3 separate regions of the Homo sapiens genome follow, and regions 1 and 3 are each linked to region 2. Evidence: chromatin contacts called from ENCODE Hi-C or POLR2A ChIA-PET data. All regions are on one chromosome and are shown on one strand. Each heading gives the region's core, a stretch centred on a gene start or an enhancer-like site at or near the end of the contact. The rest is flanking DNA. Distances are from core to core; before and after follow the strand shown.

The links. A loop is a pair of places that touch in the nucleus more often than their neighbours do. ChIA-PET counts read pairs that join two places held with the same protein, here RNA polymerase II (POLR2A). Pooled maps may share reads with other maps.
Region 1: a map of ascending aorta shows a loop between it and region 2 (2.6-fold over the local background). The contact joins the promoter of ADCYAP1 here to the enhancer-like site in region 2. A Hi-C loop is called at or near these places in 12 of 168 maps with a recorded cell type or tissue (Caco-2, Calu3, HepG2 and 9 more) and 13 of 50 pooled maps. POLR2A ChIA-PET finds 5 or more read pairs at or near these places in 1 of 52 experiments (activated T-cell).
Region 3: a map of heart right ventricle shows a loop between it and region 2 (2.2-fold over the local background). The contact joins two enhancer-like sites. A Hi-C loop is called at or near these places in 1 of 168 maps with a recorded cell type or tissue (heart right ventricle) and 1 of 50 pooled maps. POLR2A ChIA-PET finds 5 or more read pairs at or near these places in 2 of 52 experiments (PC-9 and Panc1).

The regions. Positions count from the first base shown.
Region 1 is chr18:903,445-906,144 of GRCh38, forward strand. It overlaps ADCYAP1 (adenylate cyclase activating polypeptide 1), which reads left to right and starts at 1,427. Exons shown (of 5, transcript NM_001099733.2): 1 at 1,427-1,616; 2 at 1,942-2,052. The coding sequence starts at 1,943. LOC124904340 (a long non-coding RNA gene) reads right to left here. Exons shown (of 2, transcript XR_007066435.1): 1 at 1,638-2,700; 2 at 1-904.
Region 2 is chr18:960,338-963,037 of GRCh38, forward strand. All of the region lies in intron 1 of LOC107985165 (a long non-coding RNA gene), which reads left to right. Among named protein-coding and RNA genes, the nearest start is that of LINC01904, 34 kb to the left of the region's middle. Within about 2 kb of position 1,428, at least 3 of the 41 ENCODE cell types and tissues checked have a DNase peak (open chromatin) inside an H3K27ac peak, as active enhancers do; they include ascending aorta, where a contact is called at or near this core.
Region 3 is chr18:1,014,116-1,016,815 of GRCh38, forward strand. The region is part of intron 1 of LOC107985165 (a long non-coding RNA gene); the gene reads left to right. Among named protein-coding and RNA genes, the nearest start is that of LINC01904, 87 kb to the left of the region's middle. RefSeq lists an enhancer at 996-1,557. Within about 2 kb of position 1,359, at least 2 of the 41 ENCODE cell types and tissues checked have a DNase peak (open chromatin) inside an H3K27ac peak, as active enhancers do.

The DNA of each region.
Region 1 (2,700 bases), core at 177-2,676, 57 kb before region 2:
ACTTCTTGTGGAAAACACAATTTCACAACATCAATTTTTAAAATCTGTAAGAGCCACAGAAGGTGTGAAAGTAGCCAAACAGCCGGTCTAGAAATCCAAAAGCCAGGACTAACGGGGGACAGAATGCTTTTTCCTCAAATCCAGGCAGGGATGGGGAGCATTCTCAGCATTAGGGCATTTATGGACGCTACAAGAGGGAAAGGATGTATCTGAACGGTGGGGGTGATTTAGGCGATGAATCGCCACGTTAATAGCACTACTGCCAAATCTTCAAATTTAGAGGCTCTGGTGAAAAATTAAACCGGTGGCAATTTTCAACGTTTGTAGCATCTGTTACCCTACACTTCAGCACCCGGAGTCTGGACAGCTCCGCAGGCCGCGCTCCGGAGGCAGCATGAGCTCTCATCAATCTACTCATAGCCCTACTGTCAACGGCAGCCAGACTCAGGAGAGATTTACTGAAAATCCTCCAAGACTTCCCTTTAAAAACAAAACGACTTCCACATTTAATGGTCTATCTGAAAGAACATACGCAAGAAATTAGGAGATCTAAATTAAATTTATTAATAGGAGAGCTTGATGATGCTTAATTCCAGAGACCAGAGCTCTGATTGGTGAGGCTTGATGAAAAAGTAAAGAGAAATCGTAATTATATAGTTAAAAACATAACTTTTGTCATCCTCAAAATTCTAAAAATTCTTTACCTGTCCTTGAGAAACGGGTGAAATTGAAAACCATCAAAACAATTGGACTTCTTAAAAATTGGATTGTATGAGTGAAAGGTGTTTATGAGAAGTCGATGACTCCGGATCTTATCATCCAAGAGGACAGCACAGAATAGTTAATATGTTCCTTGAGGGACTAGGATGCTGACGTCTTTTTCTGATACCCGATCATTACGTGACTGAGAAAAAAAAAAAGGAAGTCATTTCATGAATAAAAATCGGAGCGCAACAGTGCAACAAAATATTCTGTACTTAAAGGCAACAGGCAGGCAGATGTTGACAAAGAGGGCTCTCCAAAAACCATGTTCGGATAGATTTTTGCGAACTGCACAGATAAATAGGAGCAGAAGGCCGGTCACCTCTGTAACCAGCGGTAGCAGCAGCAGAAGCCGCAGCTTCAGAGGCAGCCGGAGAGACCTCGGAGCAGAGAAGGCGCCGCCGACCCTCGCGGCTGCCTGGCCCGCGGCTCCTACAAAGGCGGGCTAGCCGCCCGCCCTCTCCCTTGCCTTCCTCCCCTTCTTTTCTGACTTTCCCTCTTTCCCTTAATCGCCTGCTTCTTCCTCCGGGTGGACTTACGGCCACCTTGCTCCTCCGCGCTTCACCTCATCGCCCCCTCTTTCTTTCTTCTGCCTCTCTCTCTGCGCCCCCTTCTCTCCGTGTCACGCTCCCTCCTGGTTCTGCGCGTCTACAAACTTTTGAGCAGAACACGAGCCTCGGCAAACGAGTCCCGCAGCTCCTCCTGCTGCTCCCGCTGGTTCCTGCGGCTTCTGCTCAGACACCAACGCCAGACGGCGATGCCTCTCGGGTGGTGACTCCAGCGCAGGAACTTGAAGAAGCGCTTTGCCCGCCGTCCTACCTGGCAGCTCTCCTGGCAGCGGGAGGAGTTGAAGGGTAAGGGAGGGAAAATCTTACCAAAGCGACCGGCTCACTCGACTGCTGATTCTTTCGCTTGGCATCGCGTCAGGGGAGTTAGCTTTCCTTCAGCCGGGTCTGGCTAGTTATTGGGCGCCGGGTAGATGCATATATATATATTTTTTTCTAACTATAGCAAGCAAGAAGTGGCAGGGCGCGCACCGGCTGTCGCCAAGTGCTGTTCAACTCAGGGAGCCGGGGCTTCGCTCCGTCCCTCCCCCGGCTTCCAGAGCTTTTTGGGGTTGGAGGGTGGGAGGCCAGGGGCGTTCTCACAGCTGTGTGTCCTCTTTCCCATCCTGCGCAGAATGACCATGTGTAGCGGAGCGAGGCTGGCCCTGCTGGTCTATGGGATAATCATGCACAGCAGCGTCTACAGCTCACCTGCCGCCGCCGGACTCCGGTTCCCCGGGATCAGGTAGGTGCTGGCTGCCTGGCCCAAGCAGGAGCTGGGGCTTCCCAGGCACAGACGCTTCCTCACGGTCTCCTTCCTGCAGTCCTTTGGGTCCAGACTACTAGCATCGCCCTCTGCGCCCCCGGTGCGCCTCCGCCAGCCTCGGCTGGACAGCGGGTCCCCATTCTAGCCGAGGGTCTGGCAGGCTCCGCGACTGCTCGGACGCCTCCCCCAGCCCTAGGCAGCTCAGGGTCCCGGGTAGAGCCAGTGAGCTTCTGGCCGCTGGAGAACCCCCCCTCCCCCAACCCGGCCCACAGGATGGGGGCAGGGCACGGCCCCTAGCTTGGTTTCTTTTACCTATTCTTGGGACGAGTTAGGAGAACTTCAGCTCTGGAGCCTGGCCGGGGGTTGAGCGTGAAGCTCCCTCGGACTTTGCTTTGTTACTGCTTGTTCTGGACTATCCGGGTGGGGTCTCTCTCTCTCCTCCACCCTTTCTTTTCATTTCATTCCAATTCTTTCCCCTGAAGAGCTTTCTTTCAAGTGATCCGTGTTCCAACTGCATTTTGAATCCCAGGCTGTCTTGGGGGGCGTGCGGTGGGGAGGGTGTTGGCCCGGTGTGATTGAGGAAAAGCGACTTAAGAGAGGGAAGAACAAGGACGAGACTGCGAAGGA
Region 2 (2,700 bases), core at 178-2,677:
TAAGATGCTTTTTCTACATCTGTGAAATGGAACAATTAATTTCCACCTGTGTCACAGTAGTGATAGAAAAAATGTGTTACAAAATACCTGCAGTATACTTCCAGCTTATTTTGGAGGAATATAAAATATTACCATTATGTGGAATTGATAAAGCTTAGTACACAAGTGTGAATTTTTATAGCATTACAGCATGATACATGGAGAAGAAACGGACAAATTTAGATTACAATATATACTGACATAGATTCTCTGGATAATAAAATAATTTCCCAAAAGAAACTTTGAGAATCAAGAACAAAATAAATATTTATATACAGTATTCACAAATTCTTAAATATTCTTAGCAAGAATACCCTAGGCCAGTATTTTCCAAACTGTATTTATAATGCTGTTTTTATAGTTTATTATAATACATTGCATGAGAAATTAAAAGGTAGTCAATGAAGAATATGTTTGGTGCTCAAATAAGTTTGAGAAATGCTAGGTTGAATAAACAAAGTTTAACAGATTTCTCTCTGTGCATTTTACCTTTCCAAAAGTGAGGAATGGTTTGTAGCATTTCAAAACTTCTTTGACAAGGGAATACAGTTGGGAAAAAGTTGTTATGGACCAGAAATAAATGTAAATACACTTATGTTTAAAATGACTGCTCAGTTTTTGGTTGCTTAAGTGTCCTTGGTAATTAGTGATACTGAGATTAAATTATCTTGCTACTTTTGTATACTCGCTGTTAATTTAAAAATAATATATTAATATCTGTTAATAATTGTGAGATTTTTAACAGCCTGACCACATACATATGTGAGGATACTGACTATATGATATATAATTCTATTTTTATGTCCACAAATATTCTATATATTTATATAAATTATATATATTCTATTTATACATACATGCAAAATTATATGATTCTATTTATGATTAAATATATGATTCTGTTTATATAGATTATATATGTGTATACATGCATATATGAAGAGGGTATAATCCTATTGAGTTGTTTTCTGGGCCTCCTTTCTGTCCATGTTCAAATTTATCCTTCCTTTTCTGTGTGTTTATAAATCGTATAGAAATGGGAAGTAGAGGATTTTAGGGGAAGAAGCAATAAGTATTATTAATGGAAGCCTCATAAGTCATGCAGGTTATGTTACTTTCTTAATTGTGAGGTATTAAAAAAATCACTTTTTGCTCCTTGAAATTAAAGAAAACTGCAAAAAGCCATGATATTCAAGGTTGTTTCAGAAAGTAATAATAGACCTGTCAAGGAACATTAAGATCCTAAAATATTCTGTCATTAGATGTTGTCTGTATTTGGAAAGGGTTATGAAAGCTCTGGCTGGAGAAAAATGTTTTTGACTTGGCTCTTTGGAGACTTGCTGGTTGAAGTAGCTACGAAATTTAACAGCGACCCCTGGAGGCTAGCATCGGAACTGTCACCGGCATAATTTCGTTGTTTTTAACTTTTCAGTTAAAAAACTTTTAACTTTTCAGTTAAAAAAGAAAGCAAGCGTTCTTTGGCTGTCTCTGTGCCGGATGCAGAGGGCACAACTGCTCTGTGGCACAGCCCTCTGTGATCGGCCGCGTGAGGGTCCTGTCATCTTGTCTTTCCCTTGTTTCTTCCTTCAGGGCGCTAGGGACACCACCAAAATGGTTTTATCTGATGATTGTGTTGCTCCAGTCTCTTGTGTTGTGCACGAATCGTTTTGAACAGGATGAGAAAACTCTTCTTCTCAAATGAACGCTATTTCTCTAATGAGAATGCGATCAACATTTAAAATCTCTCCCGGGGAAGGAACTGAGAAGAAAACATTTTTTTTTCCCCCTTGGGAGTTTTGTGACTTATCTGCCGAGAATGTGAAGTGTGGGGGGTACTCAGACATTTTACTCCAAAAGCCATTTCAGAAGGGCTTATTTTGGAAAAACATTTTCTATCTGACAGTTTGTGCTGCTTCTATCTTTTCATTTCCAAGTACGAAATGAGGAATGGTTTACATAAGTGCCACCGCTGTTCACTCCACACAGAGCTTTTAATAAGAATGAATTGTTATTTTTGGAAACATTTTGGACTGTTTATCCAAATGGGATAAATATTAAATAGTTTTTCTTCAAACATAATATGTATGTATTAAAGACAAGCATCATATATCCCAAAAAGAATATGAAGGAAAGAAAAATCCACCAAGGTTGTAAACTGAAATGATTTTTATTATTGGTTAGGTTTTTTTGGGATTTGGATTTTTTTTTTTTTCTTAGAGACGGGGTCTTTCTCTGTTGCACAGGTTGGAGTGCAGTGGTATTTGCATAGCTCACTGCAGCCTCAAACTCCTTGGCTCGGGGATCCTCCCACCTTAGTCTCCTGAGTAGCTAAGACTACCACCAGTGTGCTTCACTATGCCTATTTTTAATTTTTTTTCTTTTTTGTGGAGATGAGAGCCTTGCTATGTTGCCCAGGCTCGTCTTGAATTTCTAGCATCAAGTATAGGTCTTTATAATGATAGCCTTCTTCTCTGAGTATCATAGGCATGATGCGTGGAGTCTTTGCATGTGGGACAGAGTCCTGGCTCTGTCACTTTCAGTCCAATGACCTTGAACAAGTTGTTTGCGCTCTCTGTTATCTGTAAAAGAGGAATAAAACTATCTGTCCAGGCCACATTTTAGAATTCACATTGTATTAAAATCATATGTACTCAGAATACG
Region 3 (2,700 bases), core at 109-2,608, 54 kb after region 2:
GTTTTTTACCACTTTGCCTAGAAGTTACAATGGTACCTCAAGTTAGAGTTCATTGGCCAGGATTAGTCATCTGACCCTGCCTAACCACAAAGAGGCTGGGAGGAGTAGTCTCATTCTAGGAATGAGAGTGGACCCTGATATTTGTGATCAATAGTAGTGCTTACCCAGTGGAAGATATACCATAAGATGAAGCCTCCTGCTGTGAGGTGGAGCAGCTGCGGGGGCATCTGCCTACAGTCTCCTTCCCACCAGGGACCATGCTGCTGGTTTGGCATCTCCAGCAGGGGATGTCCACCTTGCATGTATGACCAGCTACATCTCTCCCTGAGAGCTTCTGCCATGGAGCAGTGAGAAGCAGAGGGAAGCAGTTGGTGTCACTCTTTGTCTCCTGCACTCAGGAAAGTTTTTCTTATTTCTAAGATTCCTTAAAAGTTCTCGTTTTGCTTAGACCATTTGGATAGGTAAGTAGGATTCTGAAAAGCTGCTGCTGATTCCTCCGGCTCATTTAGGAGCCATCTGGAAGAGGCCTTAGGGCCAAGGCGGATGTGTTGTTTCCCCAGCCTCTGAGAGCCGTCCCTAGGGAGCAAATACACATACACTCAGGCTATAAATCACTTCTCTCGTTGGTGCTAAATTAACTTTTAAGCCTTCTAAACTCCTGAACCAGCTGATAGCAGGAACCTGGTAGCAGGATGCTGAGCCCTGTGCTCAGCATTGATTAAATATAAATTGCGTTTGTTGCAAGATTTAATGCATGCATGAATAGAGGCCACAGTGGTTCCTAAATGTTGGCCTGTGACTGGCTGAATCAGAATCACCCAGAATACCAGGTAAAAGATTTTCAGGCTCCATCTCAGACCCACTGAATTAGAATTGCCTGGACTGAGGCACAAGAATCTGTGCTTGAATTAAGCTCATCACTTACATGTACAGTGAGGTTTGCAATGGACTCACTGCAGATGTGGAAAGGGCACTGAAAGGTTGAGGCTCTGTTAGCTGGGTTTCAGTCTTCACTCTGATGCTGTGTGATCCTCAACAAGTCACTGAACCTTTCTGGTCTCAGTTTTGTCATATGCATCATGATGTGATTGAACCTATTTCATTAAATGAAATAGTACTCAGAGCCCCAATATATAAGCAGATAACATATATAAGCCCCAGTATATAAGCAGAAGGCAGTTCTGGTGGAAGGAATGGTCAAGTTAAACTTTTATTCTGAAAATGGTCCTTCAGGGCTGCCAAGAATCCTAGGAATTTCTGTAATGTAGTCTGAAACACTTCTGGCAGAGTGGTCATTAAGGTTCCTTTTAGTGTTGGAAGCCTTTGAGGCCATGGGGGTGGGGCATATCTCTCTGTCTCTGTTCCTGTCTCTCTCTCTCTGCCTGTGCCTTTCTCTTATTATCCCTTGTCTCTGTGTGTCTCTCTTTCTCTCTTCTTGTCTCCTTTTCTTTCTGCTTCTGTCTCTACCTCTTTCTGTATCTGTTTCTCTGTTTCTGTCTTCTTTTCTCTTTCTTTGCTTCTGTATCTCTCTCCTAGAAGAGATGAAAGCTCAGGACATACATTTCTTTCCAAGTTCTCAGGTGATACATGGCAGAGATTTGAGAGGAGAATATCTGAAACCCATTTGAAGGAGCAAAGTTGTTCTTGTCTGTAGATTTTTAAAAAAATTTTTAATGGAATTTGCAGGTCCAGGCCATGATTTTCTGAAGCTGAATTTATCAACTTACAGGTTTTCACATTTCTTAATAGATTTGACCAAAGTCCTGGTAGGTAAAGCAGGCATTTGCTTAATAAAAATGTATGATGTGGTGTAGGCTGTGTAAGCAGACTTTTGTTTTATTATTGCATTTAACCACTCCAACGCCCACTGAATTCCTGATTATTTCTGTTGTGGGGATGCCAGGTATTTATTATATTAGAAGGATATGAGATTAGGCACGACAGAACTCCTTTAGGAGTAAGAGGCTTAATTAGGTTCCAGAATTGTCCTGGTTTAGCACAAGACTGGATCCTACAAGATCTGAATTTAGCACATTTAACAGTTTAATTTTAAAAATAAAGTCACTATTTCCAACATCAACAATAATGACAACTACCATGTGACTTCTAGCTTTCTTAATATTTTCACTCCTAGATACTTTAGGACACAGTTCCTAAGAACAAGGACATTCTGACAGTATAACCACATATCATTCTAACACATAACTGTAATAAAATTTAGTGAGGTTAATTGACATTAAGATAATACTATTTTCAATTATTAGTCCAGATTCAAATTTTACCAACTGCTATTCATTTGTTCATAACAATACCAATATGAATTTTCACATTCATTTTTGAACTTGAATGTGCTAGCCCTATAGTTGTAGTAAGAAATAAGTGCCATGAGATAATTAATCTATATATTCATCCATCATTCCATATTATTAAATAATAATACTTAGGGATACAGGGAAGAAATTTCTAGGAGTGTAGATAAAACATTATTTACCCTGAAGATAGTCCAGAGGTATGCATGGAAGTTAGGCAGAAAATCACAAATAGAACATGTTATGATAGAGAAAACCACAGACTAATATAAAAAAAGGTCTGATCTCATTAATAGAAATGAGATCAGAAGGAGATGGTTTGTGGATGCTAAATTGGAGCCTGTCTTTGTAGTATACAAAACAGGTGGAGACTTCCTGTGGGCATGTAGAT